2 separate regions of the Homo sapiens genome follow, and region 2 is linked to region 1. Evidence: read pairs that join two places in POLR2A ChIA-PET (ENCODE). Cell type or tissue: Panc1. All regions are shown on one strand. Links, peaks and the distances in the headings refer to the core of each region. The heading gives the core; the rest is flanking DNA. Region 1 overlaps SH3PXD2B (SH3 and PX domains 2B). Region 2 overlaps NEURL1B (neuralized E3 ubiquitin protein ligase 1B).

Region 1 (5,369 bases), core at 116-5,115:
CTCTCCAAAATGCCCACCACAGCCCTGCCTCCCTGTCACTTCTCCCTGCAGTGGACAGGCCACTTGCCCAGACGCCTGTCGCTACACAGCCAGCAGCCCCAGCCACACAGTGCACACCACATAAAACTCTAGCACCGCCTGCTTACCCGCACTTACGCACCAACACTCTGGCCGGCCCGGGTGCTTTGGGGAAAGCAGGAAGGGATCTGGCTAACGGAGAAATAGCAGTGGGGAAAAGAGATCAGCCCAAGGTGCTGGGAGTGTCCTGGGGTCACAGGAGCAAGAGCGGGCAGAGTTTGGGGTCCGTCTGGGCTCATTCGAGAAGGGCTGAAAAGTACCAGCCAGGCTCTGTTCCAGAAGTAGATGCTGCTGCTCTTGGCGCTGCGTTCGCTGGATGCCCCAGGCAGCAGCCGTAACCAAGGCTGAGTTTGCTGAGCAGCCAGCGTGGCGGGCAGTGTGCCAAGCACTGTATGTGTATCAAGAGAGAAAGACACATGCTCCCTTTTGGAAATGATCTGCTGGAATCACAAAAATTTTTTAAATAGACTTGTGAGGAGAAAGCATGAAAGTGTTTTAACAAGTGAAGTCAGGCCATTTATATTTATACACACACACAGCGACCTCCAAAATCGAGTTCACAGACTTCCGAGTACACCACTCAGGACTGATGGTTTGCTAGCACACAGATGAGTAGACCTAAGTTTCTGCAATAAATATATCCCAATATGCACCATTTCCTGTGACGAGCACGGAGCGAGTAAACACAGCTTCTCATAGTGAGCGCACAGAAGTGCGTGGTTTTGGAGTGAAGGGAGACTGTAAGAGGCAACAGTAAACCTTTGAATCGGATGTCACAAGGGAATGCCTTACCAACACGGGAGCCAAGACACAGTTTCATAAATTTGAAAATAATCATAAAGATACAGAATAATATAAATCTGATAATTTGGGGTGTTTCGCTCGTGCTGGCTAATGTTTTTGTTCTTAGTGTCTTTGGCGTTGGTGTCTGGTAAGCATTTCCCAATTTGTGTCGCCATCATGAAATATGGGGAAATAGTCTCAAAGCACCTTTGTCTCCAGTCCTCCTGGGCTTACAGGATTGAACTGCCATTCAGGCTCATAGCCTCTGGCTTCACTTATAATTTCTACACAAGGTAAATCAAAGGATACAGAGCTTATTGTGTTCCCTTTCCACTTCATTTTCTCACGAAACTGCCCAATAAAAACTGTCATTCCCTCACGCCTGTAATCCCAGCACTTTAGGAGGCCGAGGCGGAAGGATTGCTTGAGCACAGGAGTTCAAGACCAGCCTGAGCAACATAGTCAGATCCTGTCTCTACTAAAAATAAAAAAAAAATTAGCCGGGCATAGTGGTACGTGCCTGTAGTCCCAGATACTCAGGAAGCTGAGATGGGAGAATTGCTCGGGCCAAGGAGGTTGAGGCTGCAGTGAGCAGTGATCGCCGCCACTGCACTCCAGCCTGGGTGACAGAGGGAGCCTCTGTCTCAAAAACAAAAACAAAAAAACCTGTCATTCCTCTCTTACAGATGAGGAAGCTGAGGTTCAGAATAATAAAAGGGACTTTTAACAAAATGATAATGAAAGAGAGGCACAGTTTGGAAGAGGTGAAGGTGAATTTTCCCCAGGTCAGCCTGAGTCTGAACCTAAGCTCAGTCCCACACAAGAGGCTCACTTGATAGAAAAGAGCCTGAGTTTGGAATCTAGTACACCCAGGTTCGAATCCTGCCTCTGCCACTCCTGGGCTTTGTGGCCATGGGCCTCCCTCACTTTGCTTCTGGGCTTCCACTTGCTCTATTGTGAAATGGGAGTAGCTGTACTTTGTAGGGTAATGTTGAGGACTGAGTGACTGCCACAGGGAAAAATTCTAAGACTTTGCCAGCTGCTCAGGAAGTGGCGGCTCATGGTAGTGCCCCTCTTGGAATGACCAGACATTGTTGTCTTTATTCCAGCGCTGTCTCTTAAGAGTTGATCAAGATGCCCAGCCTGATATACCCTCAGCAGGGAAAATTGCCTGACTACTGTCTTAGTCTGTTCCACCTGCTATGACAAAAATATCACAGACTGGGTGGCTTAAACAAAAATGTATTTCTCACTTTCTGGAGGCTGGAAATCCAAGATCAAGGTGCCAGCTATTTCAGTGCCTGGTGAAGGCCACTTCCTGGTTTGCAGATGTGTCCCCACATGGGAGAGAGAGAGAGAGAGAAAGCCAGCTCTCTTATGTCTCTTCTTTTTTTTTTTTTTTTTTTTAATTTTTTGTAGAGACAGGGTCTGGCTATGTTGTCCAGGCTGGTCTGAAACTCCTGGGCTCAAGCGATCCTCTTACCTTTGTGTCTTCTCATAAAGGCGCTAATCCTATCCGGGGGGCTCCACGTTTATGACCTAATTACCCCTAAAGCCTCCATCTCCAAGCACCATCACACTGGGGTTAGTGTTTCAATATATGAATTCAGTTTATAGAAGCCACTTTCCTTTTTTTTTTTTTTTTTTTTTTGAGACAGAGTCTTGCTCTATCACCCAGGTTGGAGTGCAGTGGCGCGATCTTGGCTCACTGCAAGCTCCGCCTCCCAGGTTCACACCATTCTCCTGCCTCAGCCTCCCAAGTAGCTGGGACTACAGGCGCCCGCCACCATGCCCGGCTAATTTTTTGTATTTTTAGTAGAGACGGGGTTTCACCGTGTTAGCCAGGATGGTCTCGATCTCCTGGCCTCGTGATCCACCTGTCTTGGCCTCCCAAAGTGCTGGGATTACAGGCATGAGCCACCATGCCCGGCCTATAGGAGCCACTTTCAAGCTGGGTAAGATTGGGCAGGTTTTTCTGCCCCTTGCCTCAGTCTCCTCTTATGTAAGATGGGCCTGATGACACCTCCCTCACAGAATTGCTTGGGGAATCAAATGAGAAGATGTGGAGAAAATCACTTGGAACTGCTCTACAGACCATATTGCCCAAGGGCAGAGGAAGGAGCAGACAGCAGCCACGAGGGTAGTATTGGCATTGGTGTGCATTCCTTGGGCCCCTGGATTCAATGATAGCCAGATTTTCTTCTACTTTAACTTTGGGGAGCATCTTGGACCACTTAGAGAATCCAAGTTTAACTTTGGGGAGCATCATGGACCACTTAGAGATTCCAACAAAAGCTTTCTTCCCTCTTCCTGGAAGAGCACCTGCAGTTTCAGGAGGTCCTTATTTGTGCAGAATCCTGTACATGGACCTGAGGTGAAGAAGCCCCGCGCTGGCGGCCCTTCCCAGTGTTAGTGCTGGGATGCCTCTGCCCTCTCCCTGGCAAGGGTGGTTGCAGTGGCCCCAGCCTCTGAGCAAGCATCAGACCAACTTAGACACACAGAGGGGAGAGGGCCAGGCCAGGGGCAGCTGCTGTGCTTGGGAGGAGTCTGGTCATCTTCATTCAAGAAGGAAGGACACTCGGGGACAAAGGGTGTGAGCCAGCCCTCGAGAGGAGGTGGGAAGTCCCGGAGGCTGCATGGTGGCTTTGTGGTACTCTCTGGCTTCCTCTCTTTGGTGGCAGAGGCAGCCTCACTAGCTTGCTGGCTTGGGCTTGTAGAAATAGCGCAGGACAGGAGCTCTCAGCCCATGCTGCATCCAGCCAAGGGCACTGGCATTGTTCATTCATCAGCCAGATAGGGAGGGCCTGCTGACTTTCACAGTGGTGGGAAAAGCTGTGTGAACATGTGGGTACACAGGCACCCATGCATACACAAATAGAACATCCACTGAAAATACAAAACACAGCCCAGACTGTACCAAAGAAAGCACCAAGTAACAGCTGAGATAAGCTAGCATGCTTATCTCATATCTTATATACGTCCATCATGCTGGAGTATATGTATCTGGTTCTGAGAGCCTTCCTGAAAAGAAAGGGAAGGTTCAAATCTCTTTGTCCCTTCCCAGCTGTGTGACCTTGGACAAATGACTTGACTTCTCTGAGCTTATTTTCTCATCAGTAAAGCGGGCGTCACTACCCTGGCTCACAGCTTGGTTGTGAGGACTAAGCAAGACCCTGCCCATAAAGGATGGTGTCTGGCACAGGGCAGGTGCTTACCTAGTGATGCCTTCCTGTCTTTAAGCCAGGATTTGAAAAGGAAGGAAGGTGGTTGCCAAGGGCCCAAGGGATGGTTCTGGGGCCACAGCAGGCAGTCTCAGCTGGGTCCTGGTTGTTGGTTTAGGGATGGTGAACTTGAGGGTTATACCCATTGGGGTTGGTCTGTTGGTCAGGATCCTGAAGGTCAACCCATGTTAGGGCTTGACATGGACTTTGGGCGTCTTTCCTAGCCAGCTGGTGCTATTGGAGGAGGGTTTTGGCCGCCATGAGTAGGAAAACTTGGGAACACCCCAAGCATGTCACACCAAGAAGATGACCCACCTGCTTGAGCAAACGCATGCTGTGGCTGCCTGAACCCAAGAGTCCCCTGCCGCCCCCACTCCTCTGCTCTGGCTGGGACAGTGGAAGCAGGGGTGCATGGCTCAGCAGGAGCCCGGGTCTTAAGCCCAGACCACGGCTCAGGTCGCAGGCCTGGATGGCAACTCTGGCAGCTGGTGCTTTCTGTAGAAGCAGCCTGGTGGAACCTTCGTTAGTGTGTCTTGATGCAGCAGCCAAGAGGGGAGCTTCAGTCACTGGATGGTCCAGGTGGTGGTCAGGAGAGTGGGCTCCAGCCAGACTTCCTGGGTTCCAGTCCTGGGCCTGGTACCTCACCTCTCTGGGCGTCAGTATCTTCATCTGCAAAATGGAGTAACCCTCAAAGGGATGTATGCGGACGCAGTGAGGCAGTCCAAGTGTAGCTTTCTGACCAGGACCCAGTGAGTGCCAGTGAAGGTGAGCTAGGACATTCCACTCTGACCCTCACCCTTCTCTGCATGGGCGCTGTGAAGGTCAACCTCAGTGATGTTATCCCTGGAGGGAGGACATCACCACCAGCCCAGCCCGACCTGGCCAGACTCTGCTGCGCCTCCCAGACATACAGGAGGACTGTAGCCCCTGCTCTTGGGCTTGGCTCCCTCACTGCTCTCTCCCAGGTTGCTCTGAAGCATTATTACATGGTGGTTAAAAACCCAGACACATTGAGTAGACATTTCTCCAAAGAAAATGCACAAATAGCCAGTAAGCATATGAGAAGATCCTGGCATCATTATCCATCAGGAAATGCAAATCCAAGCTACAGTGAAATATCATTAGATCCAATTCACACCCACTAGAATGGCTGTAATCAAGAAGATAGATAGGCCAGGCATGGTGGCTCATACGTGTAATCCCAGCAGTTTGAGAGGCCAAAGCGGGCAAATCACCTGAGGTCAGGACTTCAAGACCAGCCTGGCCAACATAGCAAAACCCCGTCTC
Region 2 (5,369 bases), core at 221-5,220, 280 kb before region 1:
GGAAATGGCAGTTACCGTCAGGAGGATGGCAGGAAGCAACAGCTCCCGATACTCTGGCCCCGAGACGCCGGCTTCCAGCCTGCTGGAGTTCCGCAGATGGCATGCTGGCTGAGGTTTTCAGCAGATTCCTCTCCACCAGGAAAGGGAATTGCCAAATGGGAGAATCGTCTATTCTGCCTCTTCCTTTGAACATGAGGATTACACTGGAGTTTCACTGGGCCTCTGCTATGTAGTGGGTACATGTCTTGGTTTATTGGGTTTAATCTTCAGGAAAACTCTGCAGAGTGGGTTTTACCACCTTGATTTCCCAGATGAGGAAACTGAGGGTCTGAGAGGACCAGGCTCATGCCCTTTCTTCCACCCCACCCCTTCTTCAAGGCAGCTGCCATAACTTTTGGGTTGGCGGGGCGTGGGGAATGGTTCATGGACCTTGTTAGAAGCAATAAAATCTATAGAGGCTTCCCCGCCAGAAACATACCCAGACTCCATGCACAATCTGATATTCAACTTCAGGGTTTCCCCCCAGAAACATACCCAGACTCCATGCACAATCTGATATTCAACTTCAGGGGCTTCCTGGACCTGGACCTTTATAACATGCGTCCTTGGACTGTAGACCTTGAGTGAGAAATCTCTGGTTCAAATGACATTTGCCCCAGTCCAAAATGTAAACCAGCACTGTTGGCAGTAGGAAGCAACATGGTGCTCATGTGTGTTGGGGTGAGGGGGGCAGGCTGTGCTCTAGAGAGAGGAAAAGGCAAGGCTGGTATTTAGCAAGGCTTCCCGCCATATCCAGAGGGGCCAAGATATCAGTCACCTTTGCCAACAAAGTTCCATTTTCCATTGGTGGGTTTAAAAGTGGGCTGGAAAAAAACATAACCAGGCTGGGCACGGTGGCTCACGCCTGTAATCTCGGCACTTTGTAAGGCCGAGGTGGACAGATCACCTGAGGTCAGGAGTTCGAGACCAACATGGTGAAACCCTGCCTTTGCTAAAAATACAAACATTAGTCGGGTGTAGTGGCGGGCATCTGTAATCCCAGCTACTTGGAGGCTGAGGCAGGAGAATCACTTGAACCCAGGAGGCGGAGGTTGCAGTGTGCTGAGATCGCACCACTGCACTCCAGCCTGGGCGACAGAGGGAGACTACATCTCAAAAAAAATAAAGAGAAAAGAAAAAACATAACCAACCCTTCCTCACCTCTGCCAAATGGGGCAGTGACAGGCACTCAGGAGACAGACACCAGCTTACTGGACTTTGTTCCCTTTTTCAGAGGCCTGGTTGGCCAGCATCCCCAAGGGAAAAGGGCCAGCCCGCGCTGGTAACTGCCACTCTGCTCCCTTTGCTTTGCAAACAAAACCCCGTCAACAGCTGCAAGGACATCCCAGAGAGGCCAGAGGTCGCAATGCTGCTTGTGGGGAGAAAAGCTCACTCCATCCAGGCCTAAGTGGCAGACCTCTCAGCTTGAGTGGGCTCTGATGCGAGAGTTCCCAGGGGGTGAGGTCATCCCGACGCCCCCTCAAAGCATGCTCAGCCAGGGCTGGGATTCCCAAGCTGACTCCGACCCTCTGCCGGGCCCCCTGACTGTGGTCTCTTCTTGATAAAGGGACCCAGGAAACTCCAACTTCAGAGGCGCCGGCTCCCAGGGCTAGGGCCCCACTGCAGTGAGAGGTGGGGGGAATGTGCCCTCATTCCTTCTCGAGTACATCACTTCCTCCTTCATCTGACATTTACAGAGCATCTGCTCTGGGCCAGGGCCCGCGCTGGCTGCCGGGTACATGCACTGACAAGTCACACACTGTCCCCGCCCCCTCGAGCTGAGACCAGCTGCAAGGATGGACATAAGCAGACCCCATGACTGCACAGGGTGGTGGCCAGGGAGGGCTGGGGCAGTGGCGACAGCTTCTCAGGGGAGCTGCTTTGCAGACTGAGGAAGCAGGGCTGGGAGGATGACAAAGGATGGGGAAGTGTGTTTCAGGCAGAGGGAACAGCACCAGCAAAGGCCTGGAGATGAGAATCAGCTGAGAGCACTGGGGAACTGTGAGGAGTACAGGCCAGAAGGGAGAGGGGAGGGTGGAGTGGGAGTCAGGGGCAGTATCACAAAGGGTCTTAAAGGCCATGCAGGGGAGGTTAAAGTCCTCCAGAAGGTTCTGGGGGCTGCTGAAGGGTTGGGATCAGGGAAGAAAAACTCCTGTGGATCCACCTCTCTGAAAAATGAGATTGAAACCCTGGGCCTTCCTTTCTTCCATGCCAGTCAAAGTGACCCAGCGTGGCAGGAGTAAGAAAACAGTCCAGGTTTTGAATGTCTCTTCCAACGGCTGACATGGTCCTGCCCCTCAGCGCCTGCTTCTCCTCCTGGCAGCCCCTGGCAGCTGCCCAGTGATAAGCTGGCTGAGGTTGCCAGGCCTACCGTTTCTCCTTCTCTTTGCCTTGAGGACAGCCACTCCCCCAGCCTGGGTGGTGCCCAGAAGCCTGGCTGCTCCCAACTTCAGCCCCAGGAGAGCACCTGCGGGGCCTGAAGGTCAGCATTTTTGGCACAATAGACCCACTGGCCCAAGTTCCCCTGGAGCAACACTGTTCTTGCTCCTGGACTGAAGAAATGTTCTTCACACCCCAACAGCTGGGCAAAATGTTTGCTGGTCCCAAGGTCTCTCACTTACATCCTGACCTACAAGAAAAAAGCTAGACTACGTATAAGTAGCTTAATCCACCTTCTGGCACAGAGGGTGAGCAATACCCTGGCTTGGTCTCAGGAAGGAAGCTTTGGGGGGGGGGGGGCGGGCAGGGGTGGTGGTGGATGTCATCAATCAGCTTGTTTTGAGCTCCTCAGAGGCCACAGTTTGGCGGAACTTGGGGACGAACAATAAGCAAAGCATCTACAAAAGGAAGAAAGTGACTGATTACAGCAGGGGGACGGAGCCCCAGGGCTGAGTGTCCCTGAGGCCTGAAAAAGAATTGGGGGTAGGGCCTGATGGGAGAGGCAGACCTCCCAGGGGACAATGGCCCCCCACCCATAGGACCTTGCAGGAACCTCCTGACGGTGATGGAGGAGGTGATGGCTACCAGACCCCCTCCCAGGGAGGAGGGCGGCTCTGAGAGATTGGGTGAGCTGCCCATGACCAGGAATTGTGGCATGGGTGTTTGAACTCATACCAGCCTGGCTCCCAAGGCTATGACAAAGATGCTATGGCTCCTGACGGCAAAGTGCAGAAGTCATCCCTGCAGGGAAGGAGGTCAACACAGTGCCTGACACAAGGTAGGTCAGCTAATGTCATCTTCCCAGCCACACTCGGCTCTGAGGCCCCCCAGGAAGTGACTCTGATGCGTGTCTCGTCCTTCTCTGGAGATGCAGCCTTCTCTTCTCTCTCCCCCTCACTCACCACGCAGGGCTTCCCCCAAACGCCTGAAAGCCTCATGAGAGCAGGTAAGTGTGGACTGAGGATGCCTGCAGGAAGCCCGCATGGACTTCTGCTCCCTTCCCCAAGAGGTAAAGGGCTACGTGCTTGGAAGGCATGCTCTGGAGCCTGTAGGGTCCAGCCCTACGGAGCTTAGCGGGTGTTCTCCCTGTGTGCGGAGACGAGAGATTGTAATAAATAAGACACAAGACAAAGAGATAAAGAGAAAACAGCTGGGCCCGGGGGACCACTACCACCAAGACGTGGAGACCGGTAAGTGGCCCCGAAAGGCTGGGTGCACTGATATTTATTGCATACAAGACAAGGGGGCAGGGTAAGGAGGGTGAATCTTCTAAGTGATTGACAAGGTGAAGCAAGTCACGTGATCACTGGACAGGGGGCCCTTCCCTCTTAGGTAGCTGAAGCAGACAGAGAAGGCAGCATATGTCAGCGTTTTCTTCTATGCACTTATAAGAAAGATCAAACACTTTAAGATTTTCCCTATTCCTTCTACCACTATCTACTACGAACTTCAAAGAGGAACCAGGAGTATGGGAGGAACATGAAAGTGGACGAGGAGTGTGCCCATTGAAGCACAGCACCACAGGGAGGGGTTTAGGCCTCCGGATGACTGCGGGCAGGCCTGGATAATATCCAGCCTTCCACAAGAAGCTGGTGGAGCAGAGTGTGCCCTGACTCCTCCAAGGAAAGGAGACTCCCTTTCGTGGTCGGCTAAGTAACAGGTGCCTTCCCAGACACCGGCGTTACCACTTGACCAAGGAGCCCTCAAGCAACCCTTATGCGGGCGTGACAGAAGACTCACCTCTTGCCTTCTAGGTCACTTCTCCCAATGTCCCTTCAGCACCTGACCCTATACCCACCGGTTATTCCTAGGTTATATTAGTAATGCAACAAAGAGTAATATTAAAAGCTAATGATTAATAATGTTTATAATAATGATTGATAATTGTCCATGATCATCTCTATATCTAATTTGTATTATGACTATTCTTATTCTAACCATTTTCTTTATTATACTGAAACAGTTTGTGCCTTCAGTCTCTTGCCTCGGCACCTGGGTAATCCTCCACCCACAGGAGCCCTGATTAGAATCTCCATCCCATGTGTCCTAAGTTCTGGCGATCTGACAGTCCTTGGTTCACTGGTCCTCTCTATAGCCCTGTGAGCCCATTTCACATATAGGGACATTAGGCCCAGAGAGGGTAAGGGGCTGGCACAAGTTCATGAGGCAGATAAACAGCACGGTGAGGATTCGACTCAGGTCTGAATCCAAAGCCCATGCATGCTGTTGGTTATCATGCAGAATTGCTTCCCTAGCCAACCAGTCATCCATCATGGGGACGTGAGGGACTGACTCAAATAGTCTATAGCAGGACTATTTGGTCCTACTGCACAGATCAATTTTGGGAGCACAGATCCCTTGCCTCCAAGGAAAAAAGGTAATGGCCACTTAACAGAGTTCCCAGCTTGTGCTGGATTTGGACTTCACCTAGAATCTCCTATTTATTCATCATCGCAGCCCCATGAGGGAGGGAGGGACTGTCATTATCCCCATCCTAAAGATGAGGACATGGCGGTTGTTAGGAGTTTTAAATTTATTTTCAAAGAATTAATATGTCAGTGTGTTCAATTCTTTGCCTTCTACTTTTAAACTTAACTTCTGGGGAAGCGGCGGCAGGCGCCATGTCCGGCCGCGAAGGTGGCAAGAAGAAGCCACTGAAACAGCCCAAGAAGTAGGCCAAGGAGATGGACGAGGAAGATAAGGCTTTCAAGCAGAAACAAAAAGAGGAGCAGAAGAAACTCGAGGAGCTAAAAGCGAAGGCCGCGGGGAAGGGGCTCTTGGCCATAGGTGGAATTAAGAAATCTGGCAAAAAGTAAGCTGTTCCTTGTGCCTGAGGAGATGGTGACCCTTTATTTCATCTGTATTTAAACCTCTCTATTCCCTGCCATAAC

What was found. ChIA-PET counts read pairs that join two places held together with the same protein. Peaks named below come from ENCODE experiments on the same cell type or tissue, not always from the same donor. Only the 100,000 strongest peaks of a DNase experiment are listed, where the experiment ranks them.
Region 2: POLR2A ChIA-PET joins it to region 1 with 15 read pairs; 2 of 35 experiments call an interaction of 5 or more read pairs at or near these places.

What each region holds. Positions count from the first base shown.
Region 1 is chr5:172,376,213-172,381,581 of GRCh38, reverse strand. All of the region lies in intron 5 of SH3PXD2B (SH3 and PX domains 2B), which reads left to right. Among named protein-coding and RNA genes, the nearest start is that of SH3PXD2B, 76 kb to the left of the region's middle. RefSeq lists an enhancer at 3,319-3,448 and a silencer at 3,749-3,808. In Panc1, for the core only: no CTCF peak of the experiment used is centred there; no DNase peak of the experiment used is centred there; H3K27ac peaks cover 2,660 bases.
Region 2 is chr5:172,656,444-172,661,812 of GRCh38, reverse strand. All of the region lies in intron 1 of NEURL1B (neuralized E3 ubiquitin protein ligase 1B), which reads right to left. It also overlaps the pseudogene LOC100130394. Among named protein-coding and RNA genes, the nearest start is that of MIR5003, 3.0 kb to the left of the region's middle. RefSeq lists enhancers at 1,619-1,708, 2,004-2,998. In Panc1, for the core only: no CTCF peak of the experiment used is centred there; no DNase peak of the experiment used is centred there.